Regions from separate parts of the Mus musculus genome. Here region 2 is linked to region 1. The links are chromatin loops, found by intact Hi-C in ENCODE. Cell type or tissue: heart. All regions are shown on one strand. Links, peaks and the distances in the headings refer to the core of each region. The heading gives the core; the rest is flanking DNA.

Region 1 (9,605 bases), core at 464-8,463:
GGAGGGAAATAACAGAGGACACAGCTGAGCCTCTGGCTGGAGTCTGCCACGGAAGACCAGAAATAGTCCTAGTGATGGTGACAGTGATGGGGCCTGACATGATCTCTAGTGGACTCACTGAGCACTTTTCAAGGACCCAGAAATGGTAACTATCCAGCAAAGAGGCTGGCAAGAGATTTCCCAATGTCTCCTGTTAGTCAATGATTGGAAGTGGAGGCTCGAGGCTGCAAAATGCCAGGAAATACACCCACCGACATTTATAGGTACAAATTCCAAACAAAGAATCCCCTAACCTGATCAATCAAATAGGCAAGGTACACACAGTACCTTACAAAGACAAATGAAATTATCACATTACTCTTATGTTACCACCATTGTCCTATGCATGACTGGAGACTGCCCGGAGCATCCTAGGAATGCTACTCCTGTGAGCAGTCTGAATAATCCGTTAACTGTTAGGAAATGAAGTAGATTGCTGACTATGCAGACTCCACAACTTCTTCCACAGACCCAGGATATGAAGATCAAGCCCTTACACTTGGGATGGAGGCATTCCATTTTATGAATGAATGGCTCTTTGAGATAGATCTAAAGATTTCTAGTCAAACTGTACTTCAGAAAATGATGTCCTTTCTATAGTATTATGGATTCTCTTTAAACAGCTCCTTCTTAAAATACAAAGCACTTGATGAGAATATGAAAAGGACTTGCATTCCTTTAATAAGGTAACAATAGTTCTTTACAAACCCTCCTTTGATTTCATTAGATGGCTTTTTTTTCTCTATCACAAATCAAGAGAGAACTGCTCTAATGAGCACACCTGAAATCTTAAGCTGATCCTGTACTACACATATTTAATTTCCTCACATTTGAGAGATTATTTTGCAGTACAGGATAAGAAATGGCACTCAGTGCATCACAGGCTTTGTTACTGCTGACATAAAGGACTTGGATGACATCCTAGTGCTTAAAAATAAGATTACCTGGTTTTGTCTAACATGCCACCAAAAGTTCAGGGTTGAGACTCACATAGGCCTTCTGCAAAAGGCTAAGAAGATGCCATCAGATGCCGCTTGGCTAACATATTGTCGTTATGTGTTTAAACTCTGTCTCTCAGCAAAACTGGCTGGTCACTACGGCATCAACAAACATTCCAGCTAATACAATTCTGAGGGTGACAACATTAATGAGAAAATGAATGTCTTGAAACAGAACTCATTATTCTCTTGTGATAATTGTCCAAAGTTTAAAAAAAATCTATAATCATCAAAATACTATCTAAATACCACAGATCCACAAAAACAAAGGTATAAGTCATCTAAAAACTTTTTAACCCAACCCCATTCATGTTTCCGATTCTTGGAGAAACTCCGAAGCCCAGAGGAGGAAGATGATGATGAAGATGATGAAGACAAAGACAATGGTGATATTTTACCAACAGGCGCTATGCTCCCCAATTTCAAGCATTTATATATACAAACACCTTTGATTTATAAGACCTTTAAGAAATAAATATTGGTTTATTATCTCAACTTTCATAGACATGGAAACAGAAATCAAGGAGGTTAAATCATGACTCCATTGCGATCTCCATCCAACAGACACCAAATAGTGAGGCAATCAGCACAGGAATCCAGAAGTCACAGCCCTTCAAACAAGCTGACCAGGTCCTTATAGCTAAATCAATATCATCAACTAATGTAAGGTTGGATGGGCCTGACCAGATAGCTCAACAGATAAAATTTAAATCTAATCCCCCGAATCCACATGACGGAAAAAAACCAAGTATCCAAAGTTGTCTTCTGTTTTCCATGTGCATCCGATACACATGCATCCCTATACATACAAAATAAAATAAGGTGGAAAATAGAAAAAGGTTGAATGTGTATTCCAGAGCTTCCATAGAGCTCTGTGCCAGGTACTAGACATACACAAAAGTTTAAGTTGGATATAATAACTTTATGGAAGTTATCTTTGCTGGGCTTGGTAGCCCATGACTTTAATCTCAACACTTGTGATGCAAAGGCAGATACATATCTGACCTCCAGGCTAGCTGTGGGCCTGGGTACCAGAGGTTTTCCACGGAGGTTTTCTGGCCAGGCCTGGTGCGAGGGTTCCAGCGAAGGGAAGAGACTAAGTCTCTGCCATTCCTTCCAGGTTGCTCAGTAACTCTGAGCCACTCTGCACTGAGTCTGGTTGGGCTGGGCCAACGAGAAGCCAACTGTCCAGTGAGGAGTACAGGACCTCAGGTGGCTCTTCGGGAGAGATCTCTTCCCAAGTGTTACATACAGCTCTTGGAACAAAAGACTCAAACTAAGGAGTAGTTCTCCTTTAATTCCATGGATAAGAGTTATATACAGTTCTGGGGGTGATTCAGGATTTGACAGCAGGTACCTCTCATTGGTTTGCACTGAGAGTTTGGGGAAAACCTTATTTGCATGTGAAAAGGCTTGGTGCTGTTCCTACAGGACTGATAGCCACACACTGGTCCTGTGGGAGCTGTGGGGGCAGTAATGTCAACAGGAGCCAGGGGTCCAGGAGACATGATCAAACACCTTCTGTCCCATGGGAAATCACCACCCATCGTCCCACCCCCAGCCCCGGGTTCAAGACCTAGGCTCAACTGGAGACCAGGCTGTCTGTATGCAGCCCATTGCCCCACAGCGAGCCAGCATTACATCGTGAAACCAGAGAGAGAGAGAGACAGAGACAGAGACAGATGGAGAGAGAGACAGAGACAGAGAGAGAGAGAGAGACAGAGAGAGAGAAGCAACATGACAGGCAGATGGAGGGGGGAGGGAGGGAGGGAGGGAGGGAGGGAGGGAGGGAGGGAGGGAGGGAGGGAGGGAGGGAGGGAGGGAGGGAAGAATGAATCAGTGTCAGCAGAGAGCTAAGATGAGTCTACCCAAGGAGAGTTTAAAGAAAGAGGAAGGTAGTAAGTCCTGTAGCTCATGGTGCTAAGCTCACGTGGGATATACACATTAAAACTTTGGTCAAATCTGGGTCTCCACAGCCACAGTAGAGCTTGGTAGTGGTCCTACAGAAGTACAACCATAGTAAAATCCAGGGCTCTGTGCCTAGCAGTCAAGGGAGAGAAAGAGGAGACAGTCATGTCTAAGTGATACCTGTTGATTTACAATGAAGATGCCTTTCCTGCCATATTCCACATCACCAAGCCCAGGATGCCACAGGAAATAAAACCAGACAACAGCTTTAATTCTCATTACCTTATGACAAGAAAGGATTTGTCAGATGTCATGGAAAGAGAAGAAGAAACAATTGAAAAAAAAAAAAAAAAAGAATGTTCTACTACAGCATATCAAAGCAGGAGGAGGGAAGACAATAGCTCTGAAAGTCCACATTTTCAAGTACATCACAAAGGAATATTTCATTACTATCTCAGAACTACTGTCTTAGTTCAGTATCTAAGAGTCCTCTGTGGACGCAAACATAAGCATCGATGTATTGGACATAGAGAGGTCATAATGGGATCTACTCAGGCAAGGGCCATGAGGGCATTCTCAGAAACCAACTAGACAGAAGAAGGGTTTCTAAGAAGTCATGTTACTTCAGTTAAATACTGTTATCCAAGGTTTAAAATATCTGGCTAACTGTAACAACCATGAAATGAGGGAGCAACTCTTCAATTTTACTAAAAAATCCATCACTAGTGTCTCATTGACCCTTCATGAACCATTATTTGTATTTCATTCTTTAAGAAGAGTTATGTCCCAAATGGAAGAGTATGGGGTTCTCTGTATTCTGGCCAAGAAAGTCACAGGCTGTGCTCACTCACAGAGTAAGAGTCGGTATAGTGCTTGGCTCTATATGTGCTCTAGGACTCAAAGAACCCAGCAAGGAGCTAATGCCAGTGGCTGACTCAAGGTGGCTCCATTGGCAAAGGCAGCACTCCTCACAGAGTCTAGATATGACGTGGTAATGGAGATGTGCACAAAGTGCATGTGAATACTGACAGGGCCCATGGAGGCCTAGAGTGGGGCAGGAGTGGATACAGTGGGGTAGAGCAAGAACTTCTGAAGACCTGGGTATGAGAAGCAGGCTGCACCTTTATGGATGAGTAGAAACTAAGAGGAGAAAAGGACACGTGGCAGAAGGAGTGGTCTAAGTAAAGCCACAGAGGCAGAGACGAGGCACATTAGAGAGCCACTCAGTCTCCCGTTTTCTTAAAAGGAAAAACAAAAAAACTAAGCTCTGTAGGAGTTAGATGTTAGGTGAGGGTTTGAGAAGCTTGAGAGGGTCAGCACTATGCTGGCGTCTGGAGGACCAGCTACTCGGGGGCTGAGGCAAGGCAGGTGCTTGAGCGCTGGAGCTGGGGTCAGTCAGGGCAATACTGTGAAGTCCTATCTCTCTTAACACACAAAAAATGTGACTTTAAAAGGAAGTATGTCTGTGCTAAGTGTATCTGCCATAGGATTATGGACATATGCTAAAAATAAAGTTAATTCCTATATAATCAGAATTTTGAAATCTTAGGACAGGAGTCTTTTTTATTGTATATAATTGATAAGTTTATATAGGTATTCATGTGTGAGCAGGTATAGATTTATGTATGTTTGCATACGTACATGCATGTCATGGTTAGGAGATATCTGCCTTACCTTTTAACTTTTAAAGATATGTTTATTTTAGTTTATGTGTATGGATGTTTTGCCTGCATCAGTGTACACAAACTGCAGGTACTTGTGGTGCTGGAGAAACACAGAAGAGGTCTTTAGAGACTGTAAAACTGGAGTATGGGATCATTTGGAGCCACAGTGTGGATGCTGAGAACTAAACCAGTGCTCTTAACCACTGAGTCATTTCTCTAGTCCACACATTAATTTTTGAGACAGGCCCTCTCACCTGGCTCAATGATTAGGTTAGGCTGACTGGTCAGAAAGCTGCATGGATCTGCCTGTCTCCACCCCCACAGTGCCAAGATTACAAACAAAGGCCAGCAAACGTATCTTTTTGTACGTGAGTTCTGAGGAGAGAACTTGTATCCTCATGCTTGCATCATGTAACTTCATCACTGGAACCACTTGCCAGCCTAATGGAATGTGTGCGTGTGCGTGTGTGTATGTGTGTGTGTGTGCAACACACATGCACATATGGCTATGAAGAGGTGCTATGAAAAATTAAAAGTAAAAAAAAATTTAAAAATGTTTTAGACTTACATGAGGGGAAAAAGCTATCACTTGATGCTATTGAGTGATTTCTGGCAGACACAGAAGGATAAAGGGGGTGCTTTTCCACCTGCACTTATGGTGATCTGGGTACAGATGAGGACATAGGATAATGACTCAGAACCACGACCCTCTGTGCAGCTAAAGGGAATATAACACATAAATGCAACACCTTCCCAGGCGTCTTTCCAAAGACATAAGCAAGAACAAGAAGCCACCAGGGGCCAGACTGGAGCTGCAAGAGAGCTGTAGTGCCATGCCACTGTGCTGGGCACTTCTGGGTTCCATTAGATTCCAGTGAGCAAAGAGCTGTAGATGTCCAGGCGCAGGCAATTCTCCATGAATGTTACCATGAAACAAGGACGAAAGTGTGCCATACATGGGACAGCACTAAGCACTAGCAAGCCTTACTCAAGACACTTCTCCTCTGACATAGGATGGAGGCTTAGCTGCCCAGCACTCCATGAGAAGGCTTTTTGGCCTGTATCTGAGCCAACCACAAAGGGTGACGTCCTCAACATTGTCTTGCTTTATTTTGTTTTTGAAAAAAATCAATTTAAAGATAGCCGGTGCCAGAATGGACTTGTCCAGGGATGTTCCATGAAGCTACTGCTTTTAAGAGGACTCTGTTTAAATTATTTCTGCAAGATGACAACGGATTGAGGAAGCTTACAAGGTTCCATCTAGTAGGTACTGAAGGTTAGTCTTCCCTGTTTCCAGAGTAAATCTTCCTTGTGTCTAAACTGTGGCCCTCATGCTTCAGTATAGAGGATTCTTTTAGTCGTGTTTTCAAGAACACTTCAAAAGACACATTCTCTTCTGAGAAATGTTCCAATTTTATTATTTTATACTATATTAAGACTATGTCAACTAAACAGTTCCATCACTGATCTATCTGAAACAAAGTTGTTCTTACATATGGAAAAGGTCCTCATCTCTGGCTTAGTGTTGCTGTTAGTTTTAATTTTTTAAAAAATGTTACAAAATGTTGGCAATTTCATAGTTACATGAAAATACTTCATATATCTCCATGAAGAAAACAGGTATGGTGAATTTGGAAAAGGCTGTACACTACTAAGAAATGTTTTCATCAATGACAACAAAGGTAAAGAATATATTATATTCTAAATCTGGCAGGGACAAAACAGGCTGGCAGGTCTGGAAAAGCTTGATTATGGTAAAGACTCACTCTTCCAAACAGATCCCTAAGTGTGTGTGTGTGTGTTGGGGTGGGAGGTCAAGACTTTAACCCTGATAGAAGCCCAAAGCTCCCAGTGACTATAGACAGGCTGCCATACAAGGCTTGAAAACACTGGCCTCAAAGCAGGTCAAGGTCATGACTATCCAACCACTGAGGTGTGAGGTTGGCATGTAAGAGAGCCAGTTGTGGGGGAAGCCAGCTGCTCTGCAGTCACAGCGTCCCTGCAAGCTCAGTCGGGTACCAGTGTTCAAAACTGTTCTGTTTGTCCCAAAGGGAACTCTACCCTTTAACAAGATTCACTTTCCTTTGCATCTCTTGGAAACCACTCAGAGCAGGTGCTGATTACAAACTACTGAATAAATGAATACACTGTGTAATAAGTTAATTAAGAAGAATTAGACAACCATTAGGGAAGCAAACCCTAAGTCTCCAGGCACTCTCCCTGGTCTGGGTGACAATCACATTAAAGAATCATGCAGACAAACAGAGGGTCAGAGGACAGTTCCTGCCCCAAGTTCCCAGGGCCGGGACAAGCCCTGATAGCATATATTGACATACCAGTGACAACTTAGCAAAGACTCTTCTCCGTCCCTTGAATAAGACCTTTCTCAAATCACTATCACCAGGGGCGAGGAGGAAGGAAAACAGTGATGGAAACTAAAAGGAAAATGGAACTGGTCTAGGGTTGAAGCCACCAAGAAACTATACTACCAGACCAGCAACATCACAGAAGCAACAGGAAATGGCATGTGTGACTAGACATAACATTGTATTTTTAGAAAATAAATTTGCTCATCAATAAAAAATAGCTGAGCCACATCTACTGAAGCTCCTTATATATTTATGCCACAGGCACACGAAACAAAACCTGCAGATGATATACGTGATTAAAGTTTATCAAGCCTGTTATTGTCGTAAATTTTTCCTGTAGTGTTTGCAGTAGGAGCATGATAACAGAACAGTGCTCTTCACTTTTTCTTATGAAACAAAAGCAATATAACACAAACCATACAGAACTCAAGAAAGGAATTTTCCAATTATCAGTTTTAAAAGGTTGAAAAAAGTGGGCCCAGCATATGGGTGAAGAAGGCCCATATCAAGGCATCTAATAAATGGTTTGTAAACCTTTAAACAAAACTAGGTCCCCCAAAACTCCCAGAACTCTTTAAAAACCTTGTAAAACTACAGGATTTTGCAAGGTTATAGGATACAAGATCAAGATCAAGACCAGCGAATAAGAGTTTAAAAGAAAATTTACTCCCAACACCATAAAAAGAGTAAAACACTTAGAAATAACTGAGGACTTATGAAATTACTGATGAACTGGGCCACTGTGGCAGCTGTACAGTCTCACAATAAAAACATTTACCTGTGCTCTCTTTAAGAAAGCATTCACCAACCTCAGAGCCACATAGCCTGGTGAGGTGAACTCAATACTACTAAGATGGAAATTTCTTTAACATGATCCACAGATGCAGAGACTACTGTGAAAATCCTGGCTTTTTTCTCCTTTTTTTTTTTTTCTTTCCCTTTTTCTAAAACTGGCAAGCTGATTCTGAAATCTGTACTAAAACAAAACAAAACAAAAGCTTCAAACTGCCAAAATATAACTTAAAATGAGCAACAAAGTCTGAGAAGTTACATTACCAGATTTGTAACATGCTACAAAGAGGAATAATCAAGACTGAAACTGCTTGGTGTGGATTTTCCCAAAAAAATGTCAAACCAAAGGAGAAGACACAAGCATTTCAACTAGTGGGGGAACCCACAAAGATGAACTTAAAGCTTTCCCTTATACCAGTCACAAAATTTAAATCAAAATCATCTTATGCCTAAATATTAGAATAACACTTCTGGGATCTTGCACACAAAAAATATAAAACAATTAAATATTAGGACAAATAATCTAATTAAATTGAATGAAATAGTTGACCAGACATTTTACCTGAGAAGGTGGACAAATGGCTAATGAAAGTGTGAGAAGATGCCTACAGTCCTTTTGATAAGCTAAGTGTTAAGTTACTACTGCCAGCTTTGCCTTCACAGCTTACAGGAACAGCTAATATCAAGAAGCTACTCAATAATATTGTGTTGGTGAAGAAAGAGAGAAATCAGAGTGCTCACGTTCTCAGGTGGGAAACCAGATGGTTTTGTTACTTTCAAAATGGTTTTGCAATTTCTTTAAAACATCAATCATAAGCTTACTAAACAACCAAACAATTTTACTCTAAAAAATTACTCAGGAGCTGAAATCACATGCCCCAACAAAGGCCAGCCCATGAACACTAACAGTAGCATCATAAAAGTCTTAAACTTAACAGACACTAAATGTCCATCTCTTTGGAGTAGATAAAGAAGAAAATAAGATATATATACTATTCAACAATATGAAAAGGAGGACGCCTGAGATACGGTAATAGGATGAACCACAAGACTGTACTAAGTGGACAGGCCTTAGACAAGGGCTTCCATTTATGTACTATGTGTAGAAAACACAGCAGAGATTAGGTTAGGTTTTGCCTAGGGCTGAGCACATGGGTGAAGAGTAACAGCCGACTATAGTGAGCAAGAAGAAACCTTTGAGGATGGCAAAATGTGAAACTGGACTGTACTAATTACAAAACTCTAAAATTGAACTAAATAATCCTTAAATTGTATAGTTACAGTGGAGATTTTAAAACTTTTATGTGTCTAGGTGTTTTGCATGCATGCATGTATGTATGTTTGTATATATATATGTATGTATGTATGTATGTATGTATGTATGTATGTATGTTTATGTAGTACATGAATGCCTGGTGCCCACAAAAGGTGGCAAAACTTGGAACTGAATTTATAGCTGATTGTGCGCCACCAAGTGGATGCTAGAAATTTCAAAGGACTGCAGTCCTTTGAAAGAGCAGCTGGTCTTCTTAACTGTGGAGCCATCTCTCCAGCTTACAGTGGGAAAATTTTATTACTGAAATTACTTTCCAATATAGCTGTAGGGGGAAGTCAAAAATAAATGACCAGAAATTAAAAAGTTTTCAGAATCCTAAACATACAATGGAATCTATACAACTGTTCTAAAGATGGCAGATTTTCACAACAAAAGATATATCCAGACAAAACTACACAGAGACCAAGACAAATTAAATGGCTTCCAAACATGCAAGGATCTAAGGACTTCGTACCATATATCCTTTCTCAGAACAGCGTTGGGATAAGATCCATAAAGA
Region 2 (9,605 bases), core at 619-8,618, 160 kb after region 1:
TCTCGCCCGGCTTGGTGGCGCACACCTTTGATCCCAGCACTTGGGAGGCAGAGGCAGGTGGATTTCTGAGTTCGAGGCCAGCCTGGTCTACAGAGTGAGTTCCAGGACAGCCAGGGTTACACAGAGAAACCCTGTCTGGAAAAACCAAAAAAAAAAAAAAAAAAAAAGAAAGAAAAAAGAAATTCCCTCTCTCCCTCTCTCCCTCTCCCACTCCTCCTCCCCCTCCCCCTCTCTCTTCCCCCTTCCCCACAGATGCTCTATAGAAATTCCCTCTCTCCCCCTCCCTCCCCCTCCCCCTTCTCCTCTCCCTCACACAGACACACACACAGACACACCAAACCTTTTCTCTTGAAGTGTAACTAATACCATAAAAAAAAGAAAGAAAAAGTGCAAAAACACTTCAGAGTTTCAGTTAGTACTTATAGAATTTACTTTACAGAGGAGTTAGTTTTACAAGTATGTGCAGATGTAACCAAACTAAAATTCCAATGTGACTAAAATTTACCATTATAAAAAAAAAAAAAAAAAAAAAAAAAAAAAAAAAAAGAAGAAGAAGCTGCTGCCAAGCCTGACAACCTAGGATCAAGCTTGGGCCCTTCATGGTAGAAAGAGAGAACCAACTTTCTCAAGTTCTCCTCTAACCTCCAGATGTACACCACAGCACACAAACAGTAAATGCAAACAACTGAGAGAGAGAGGAGAGAGAGAGACAGAGAGACAGGCAGAGAATAATGCAGATCTAACCCCAGCACTTGGAAGGCAGAGGCAAGTAGGTCCCTGAGTTCAAGGCCAGCCTGGTTGATTTTCAGAGTGAGTTCCAGGTCAGCCAGGCTACACAGAGAAACACTGTCTCGGAAAAACAAAAGAGAGAGAGACAGAGAGAGACCTACAAAGACAGAAAGAACACAAGAGAGACAGAGAGAGCAAGAAGGGGAGAGGAGGAATCATTTCAAGGTCAAATTCCTGGAGCTGGCACAGAAGACCGTATGTATGAAGTATGACAGCAAGCTAGACAGAATACATCCTCAGCTAACAGCCACGACAGCCCATTTTCAACTGTCTGATCCTGGCTAAATCATCTACTCTCTCAGCTTGCCTTTCCTTAGGGGACAAGCTGTGCCCTCTCAGCTTGTGGCATCATTGACTGAGATCACATGAGGGTTCAGATCACTTAGTGTCTTCTCGATGCATGGCCTTACCCCCAGCTCTGGAAAGAATCCACTCCCCACCGTAGTCTTTAAGCTACAGTTATTTTCTCTCTAGCCTCAGGAAAGTCTCCCTTCCACTCTGCCCAAGATGAAAGGAACGCTTCCTCTTCAAAGGAGGCCCTTCCACGCCCGTGCATCCAAAGTCTCAGGGCCCAGCTTGAATCTGAACCTTCAGAGCCAACCCAAACACAACCTCCACCTTAACAGGCCCTAATTCTCAGGGCTCAATGTTTCTCTACCCTGGCAACATCCAGGGACAGGGGAACGCCACCAGGAGGCAGGAGCAGGTGGACCTCTCAGGTCAAGGCCAGCCTGATCTACAGAGCAAGCACCAAAACAGCCAAGAAAGAAAAGAAAGGGGGCAGGGGGAGAGACTTGGAATAGCATTAACTAATGCCATGTTACAGCAATTGATTTGAACAAAGGAAAAACAAAATGGCATGAGAATCAAGCAGCAAATCCAAAACCAAACAAAGTAGATGCTAGAATCCTCACAACAATGTGATCCGGAAGCCTTTACAGAAAATGTCATTGGCAGCAACATAATCATCTACTCAATAGCTTACAAGTTGGCTATTGAAATGGTTATAGGACCTCTTGAAAAATGTTTAATTACTGTGATTTAACTCTACATTAGATTAGTCGATTGTGTTCATTGCTAGTACAAAGTCCAAATCCATAGCCTGACTAATTTTCCCCAACACTAAGAAGCTATCAGTTTCCTAATCTCAACTGCTCTTTAACTGAAAAAGCTACTGCCCAAACTATTTTAACTCTGCATATTCTATGAGCTGCATTTGATCACACAAAGATAAGCCAGGTCGATACATTACTGTACACATTAGTAATTAACTCCTTTGTAATTAGGCATCAACTGCATACAGTAATTATCCTAATTTCACTTTCAAGATGAAAGTAAAATACATTTAAAACATATTCCCCACTCTTTTATGACAAATCAAAGTAATTTAAAACGTTTTTCCTTCTCATTCTGGTAATTTTGTCTACCTGTAACTTTTAATGTGTAGGTTTTCCTGGGGCATTATTATCAATAGCAATCAATATTCTATTACCTCAAGAGACCACAGCTCTGTTCTGACTCTGCAACAAGGGGAAAACCTACTTTACAGATGTCAGCCATTTAGAAAGTTGCAAGTAAAACTCAAAATATTAATGGATCCCATTAAACTTGAGTCAGTGACCTGATCAAACAAACAGAAAGGGAACAAAAGGCAAGTTCTGTTCCATTTATTTAAAAATTAAATTTGAAATTTAAAAATCTATTTTGACTAAGACAAAAATCAAACAGGGGCTTAAGAGTGTTTTTATAAAAGCACTGTATCGTCAATACCTTTGATTGCCACTACATCAAGACGAGTAGGTATACTTAGATTCAAGGACAACAAGTTGCAAACATGTGATCCAGAAAAACACAGATTGTTTCGAATAGAGAATGAAAGCTTGATACACCAAAACAAATGATAAGGCATGGTAAATTGACTTCCGTCTTATCGTTAAAATGACTCTTTGCTGTATTTAGGGACAGAGAATTTGCAGGTAGTGGCTTGTTGCACCATCTTAATATAAAACAATATTCCAAAACTAACGAGTGAGTTCCAAACACAAGAACCAGAATTATTCGAAGCTTCTCTTCGCACAGTCCTAAGATCAAGGAACAACCCAAAAACTTAAGTACTTTAGTAAGCTGGTCCGTGATAGCTAAAAGCTGAGAAAAACCCTCTTTTTGCCTTGGGTCTGAAATGATGTCTAGGAAATCCCCTAAAGTCCTAAGGGTTCCCTTATTAATCATGACATCTAATTTATTTATGTGCTTGTTTGTTTATTTATGTTTACGCACTACAAAACCGTGCTCTTAACAAAAACAGTAGTGCATCCCACACTTTTAATCCCAGCACCGGGAAATCTGTGACCAGGAGCTCAAGGGCAGTCTGGACTACAAAACGAGACCCCGTCTCAAAAACAGGAAAGAAAAAAAAAAAAAAACAGAAAAGAAAAGAAAGAAAAAATAGTAAACAAACAAAAAATAGTGTAGCCCCTTAGTGAAGATCCCGGAAATGGAAGTCACAGCCGAATGCAAAGTGCATAACAGTCGGCGACCTGACACCTCTACTCTGCAGCAAGGCCAGCACTCACCCAGCGTACGCCGGGGAAACCAAACGCGGGCGTTTCGAAGTCCGCAAAGCGGCCACACACTCACTCCGCCGTCACTGAGCTTAACCTCTGGCTACCGAGACGCTGGGCGCGCTGGGCGCCGCCATCTTGACGGGAAGAGGCCAGGGCCCTAGGTCCCTTGAGCCGCTCGCCCAAAGACAAGCCGGTGCGCCAGGAAGTCGCCAGCTAGTTACCTCCGCACCACTGGCGCTGCGTCCCCCAGTCACGATGACACTGATAAACTCAGGCTGCCAACCAGACGGATCCAAAGCAAAGTCACCCTCGTTTTCGTGCACAGCAGGTCAGGCAGCGCCAAAGACAGCCGAGCCGGGCAGGGGCAGGGCTGGGGAGCGCGGCTCGTAACCCAGGCAACGGGGCCTAGGCAGGTGTAGGGGGCGTGGTGTCAGGAGACACCGGGATCTCGGCCACGCCCCCGGGCGGTTCGAAAGGCGGAGGAGGCTTTGAGCCCTGGTGTTCGAGCCCGCGACTGTCCTCCCGAGGAGCGAGCCTGGGGCTGGACGGCTCGGCCTCCTGCCGCCCGAGGAGCCTGTGAGGAACGCGGAGCCTCCAGGACACGGGCGCCACCCCTTAGCTGCCCGCCGCCCTGCCTGCGGCGCCACCTCTCGCGCAGGACGCGAGCCAGGCCGCGCGCGAGCCAGGCGGAGCCTCTCTTCTCCTGCCTTCCAGCGTGCTTTTTTTTTTTTTTTTTTTTTTTTGCATCGTTTGACATTTGGGTTCAGTTAAACTTGGGGCTTCTACGAAGAAGGACCTGTTTGGTTTTGTTGTTAGGGTGTTTTTTGGTTTGTTTGTTTTTGTTTATTTTCAACATGGCAGCCTCCAGCCGCGCACAAGTTTTAGATCTGTACCGGGCGATGATGAGAGAGAGCAAGCATTTCAGCGCCTACAATTACAGGTGACCCGGGGGGAGGGCCGGGAATCGGGTGCCCAGCTCTGTCTGCGGGGGTCGCGGATCAGGCGGCCACAACCTGTGAAAGTGACAGGCTCCACTCCCATGACGCGCACGTGCAACTGTCCACCCCCAGGTGTGACCCTCAGAGCCCTGGAGGGGAGGAGCCAAGGACTTGCCCTTCAAATGCTGGGATACCTTCCCTGAACTGACACCCACATAGGGGCTTTAGGACCATTAAACAGTGTCCTGTTTCTGCGGTACAAAGTGATGAACGCGAAGCTACCAGTGAGAAGCTAGGACAAGGAAACTTAGGGCATACCTATATCTTGCCTTGAGATTACAAGAGTGGAAGCAGGCAGTCTAGACCACGTGGACACAAAACTGAAGGCTTGCTCTAGGGCCCCCTTTCATTTCACTAGTGTTTTAATTCGTGACGTTGGTTCCAAGTATCAGATACGTTCTTACTAAAGGATGGTGGAGAGGGGCTACATATTCATGTTAAAGGTAAAATGAGTTGCTAAGCCTTTAAAAACTGAATTCTTAGTTTATCCAGCCTCGCCAAACTGAAATCTTACTGCTAGATCCTAGAGTCTAGGACCTATAACAAGAGGACAGGAGCATCAATTCTTCAAAAACATTTAAAACTTAAATTTATTTTAAGTTATAAAATGTATGTTAATGAGTTACTATGCGTGCACCTCACTTAAATGCACTAAAACTTACATTTTTAACTCTGCCCCATTTCTTTCCTTGCTTGGCCTATTCCCCTACTTGTATGAGTCCCTTATACTTCCTTGCCACATGGTAGTGGTGCACACCTTTAACCCCAGCACTGGGAAGGCACAGGCAGCCAGAGCGCTGAAATCGAGGCCACCATGAACTACACAGAGAAACCCAGTCTCAAAAAAACCAAAACAACACACACACACACACACACACAAAACTCTACCTCAGAACCTCCACCTTCACAGTTTCTGCTTCTTTGAAACTTCTGACCCAACATTTCTGTAGAGTTTTAGGGTTTTTCTGATATTTGGTGTCTTATTGATTAATTACCTGAATCCTTTGAGATTGAATCTAAGAATAAGAATCTGATGAAACCAGCTCATTTTCTCCAGACAGTTTGCTTATTTTCATTTATTTCCCAAGTCTTTCAAGTACTTAACAAGCTGTCCTTCACAGCTGCCCAGGCATGGGCTGGGTGTCTTGGCAGTTAACTCCTGAAACAGACCTGGTTCTAGGTGCACCCTTCTCTAGGGATTGAGCTACCCGTCCGGCTATGCACTACTTTAGTCTGTGAACAGATGCACCAACTTTCCCAGCAGTAATTCATATTTCAGAAACCTGCTGAGAAAATAATAGTTGTCGTGTCAACTGAGAATAGCACATGGGTTGGACAAGTGAGCTCATACCCAGCCGAACATAGGTTTTGATTTTATGTGATGACATTGGCTTTGGAGGAGAGGGGGCATAAACACTAAACCTCCTGGTAGGAGTTTCCACAAATACCTGTTATTACTTACTATTGATGGAAGACAGGAAACATGGAAGTAAATGCTTGGAGTGTTCCTTGCAGTCTAGAAGATGTCTGTCTCAAGAATAAAAATGGACTGAATAAACAGAGACTAAGCAGAGGTTCACACTGGGGGGCCCAACTGGAAACAAGTTCTGTAAAACACTGATAGCAACCCTAACAGAATATGCAGCTTTAGAGTTACTGGGCCTCAAGGACTTAGTTTTCTTGGTGATGAAACTAATTCACTGGACTACACAGCCTCTTAGGGGCCTTTTCGTCCTAAACTTCCATCTGGAAGTGACTTAAGAGCCAATACAGAAAGGTAGGCTGTGCCTCACAGAAAATTGAGACTGAGCTTCAACACAAGCAGCTGTGTGCTGACACGCACGCAGAGAGTAGTCTGTGCCTCACACAGATGTAATTTCCACAGGAATCAGGTGCTCTCCTTTTCCAGATACCATGTATCGAAACCCTGTGAACCCTGCCAGCATTATGTCCCATGAAATAAAACTAGCGTCATATAAAATAAGACTGCCTTTACAAATACCCTATAGAATTCAAATATAGCCCTGTCCCTCCATTGTCAATCCAACACAGTCATTCACTAAGTACCCATTGAGCACTTCTTTGTGATGGACTATTTTTCATGAATCGAAACTAAGCACTAGAGAAACTAAGTCTGCAACAAGAAGGTGGAAAGGGCCACATATACCAGGGTATATAGTCTCTGCTGTGGAACCCAGATTTCATTCTTGGAGTTCTGAGGATTAGGTAAGGTCCTTTGGGCAGCAAGATAAAAGAATCTCAAGCTAGAAGTAAAGATGTCAGAGGGAGTTGCTTATAATGGTGCAGAGGATAAACTAGAGGACATAGAGAACAGACTTTTGGTAAATAGGTAAAGGAGAGTATTACAACTCTGATGATTTGTTGCTGTCTTAGTCACTGTTCTATTTCTGTGAAGAGACACCACAACCAAGGCGAGTCTTATAAAAGAAGGCATTTAATTGGGGCTGGCTTTCAGTTTCAGAGGTTTAGTTCATTTTCAGCATGGCAAGGAGCGTGGCAGCATGCATGCAGACATGGTGCTGGAGAAGGAGCTGGGAGTTCTACATCCAGGTCTCCAGGTGGGAGAGAGAGAGAGAGAGAGAGAGAGAGAGAGAGAGAGAGAGAGACTGACTGAGACTGGGCCTGACTCTTAAAACCCCAAGACACACATCCTCCAACAAAGCCACTCTTCCTGATCCTTCTAATTCTTTCAAAAACTTCTACTCCCTGATGACTATTCAACAAATAGATGAGCCTATGGAGGCCAATCTCATTCAAACCACCATAGGTACCAAATTAAGGGGGGAAAAAGCGAAGGGAGGCCAGAGTGTAGGTAAGGTGAAACCTAAGACCCAGGAAAGGGGAGACATGGAAACCCTGCCATTAACAACTGAAACAGTAAAGAAAGAGCTAATCTGGAGAGATGTTTTTTCTCTCACTTTGGGAATGTCCCCCAAGTGAGCCCAGGGCATCCTGTAGAAGCAAGTAGTCACAGTCTGCACGCCAGCCCTGGAGCAGCCTGAACTACCATGTCCATGTAGCCCTGGGTGAGCCCCCCAGCATGCTCTGTACTGGACTTTCTTATGTTTAACATTTGAAATTGTAGACTTCAATAAGTATAATCAGTCAGCAGGAGGAAAAGCTGACCTAGATACAGGAAGAGATACAAGTGGCCATCTAGAGTTTATACCTCATTCGTTTTGCAGAATATTTATTAAGGTTGTTTAATAGACAATATTTCATTTGTCATTGTGGGAAGACCTGTACTGTAACAATAATAACTTTGATCTGATGAGAAACAGCAACCACAGTGATCATTCCGGACCTTAACATTGGATATTTCTTCTTAAAACATAGTTTTCCTTATGAATTTTTGAGATAACTCTTCATATTTCTGCATGTGTGGTGGCCCCTGATGCATCAAATAATCTGGGAATATACTTTCTTTAGAATGTATGAAATTATAGAGGATTGAGAGGGTAGCCTCGCTGACCTCAAGCTTCTGAGGCAGTACATTTAGGACTGACTCTTTTGTCACGGGACCTTATTAATGGAGCATGTGTCTTCACTACTGGCACAGCCCCACGGACTGACACCATCTCTGCCCATCGTGACCCCTACCCCCTGAATTTTATTAATAGATACAGGAATGGTTCGCTGTCTCCTCTATCCAGATGCCCACTGACCCAGAACACCAGAGTGAATTGGCAGGAGCCTGTCAGGAATCATATTAATACCAAACAGAACCTTTTCTTTTCTAAAACAAGGATGGGGAAGTGGTTCAGTGGGTAAAGTACTGTGAAAGCATGAGGCTCAGGGTTCAGATCATACACACCCAGGAAAAATGTCAGGCAGAGTAGCACAGGCCTGTGATCCACACACTGGTGAGGTGGACAGAAGAGGTTCCCTAGCGTGCACTGGCTAGTACAAATCTGGCTAGTTGGTGAGCTCCAGGTCCAGTGAGAGAGGCTGTTTCAAAAAATGGGGGAAAGAGCTGAAGGAGACCCTGTAGCATCAGCCTCTGGCCTGCATTTACGCACAATCAAAAGATGCTAAAGAAGACAGTCTTGATGCCAAAGAGTCTTCCCCCTTAGAACAAACAGAAATCTCTAATAGCTCCTAGACATACACACAGATTCATTCATTCTTTGTGTGTATGTCTGTCTGTCTGTCTCAGTCTGCCTGTGTTGTGATATGTGTGTAACTGCATAGAGCCTGGGAGTACATAGAATCCTAACATAGGATAGCCCTGCCATGAAAAGATTGTGATATGGTTATGAATAAATAAGGACCACTTCAGTAACTAGCAAAACCTAACAGGCAACATGTACCTTAGTGATGAACTACAGTGTATAGTGATTTTCAGGGAACACTTCTAATGGTGATTTGGCTGCTACTTATAACACTGCTGTAAAAATATGCTTAAATAACATTGAGACTCTCATTTCAACCCTCTGGGCATAACTCAACTCCATTTTGATCTCAATCATATCATTTCTTACTTAGAAACTAATATACCCTGCAGTGCCCTTCATTTCTATAAAGGTATTCATCAGTCCTCCAAGGACCATTTTGGATCTCTTGCCAGATCATAGCCTCCTGCTACTCCTGCTGGGTTTTTTTTTTCATCTCTTCCCACTTGACTGAATTAGAGCTCCCCAGAGCCTTACCTGCCCAGTCACGCCATCAGGTCAGTGAGTGTCCTGCTCTCTGTGTGTTCTTGCTTGCCCCCTTCTCTGGATGCTAAGGACCAGACTCCGCCTCCACCTATGAAAAGCTCCCATTCTACCCTGGGTTACAGTCCTCACCTTTTGTATGGTTTTAAGAGTGTTAGGGATTATTTTCCCTTCAGCTTAAAAGGGGAAACCCTTTTTCCCTCCCATTAAGCCTTGAAATAATGCTTTAAGGCTTATGTAAATCATGACCTACTGGAAGAATTTTACTGTGAAACACTGATCAAATTATACATCTTGGTGAAAACTACCTTTCTATTGGAAGACATACAAAAGAAACGTTTTTAAAAGAAAACGATTGCTTCATTAGATTTATTAAAGTTCCTTGCAGACTTTGCTTTAATATTCTGAGTTCATGCAGTTGTGTTCATGCATAGACTGTGGCACTTCCTTAGGAAGAATGCTCCTGCTGGTGCTGTCTGTGGTACCCACGGACAACTGGAGGCAATTCATGTGTGATGGTTGCTGAAACTTGGGAAAGATTAATTATTATCTCTAACTATGGCTAGAGTTTCAAAGGC

The links. A loop is a pair of places that touch in the nucleus more often than their neighbours do. Peaks named below come from ENCODE experiments on the same cell type or tissue, not always from the same donor. Only the 100,000 strongest peaks of a DNase experiment are listed, where the experiment ranks them.
Region 2: a loop joins it to region 1, with 2.1 times the contacts of the local background. A loop is called at or near these places in 2 of 42 quality-filtered maps.

The regions. Positions count from the first base shown.
Region 1 is chr13:36,270,689-36,280,293 of GRCm38, reverse strand. The region is part of intron 4 of Fars2 (phenylalanine-tRNA synthetase 2 (mitochondrial)); the gene reads right to left. Among named protein-coding and RNA genes, the nearest start is that of Gm40912, 68 kb to the right of the region's middle. In heart, for the core only: CTCF peaks have their summits at 3,879 and 5,401 (motif pointing right); no DNase peak of the experiment used is centred there.
Region 2 is chr13:36,111,763-36,121,367 of GRCm38, reverse strand. It overlaps Lyrm4 (LYR motif containing 4), which reads left to right and starts at 4,011. Exons shown (of 3, transcript NM_201358.2): 1 at 4,011-4,293. The coding sequence starts at 4,208. It overlaps Fars2 (phenylalanine-tRNA synthetase 2 (mitochondrial)), which reads right to left and starts at 3,725. Exons shown (of 7, transcript NM_024274.3): 1 at 3,363-3,725. In heart, for the core only: a CTCF peak has its summit at 3,976; DNase peaks (open chromatin) are centred at 3,787 and 4,397; H3K4me3 peaks cover 2,732 bases; H3K27ac peaks cover 2,566 bases.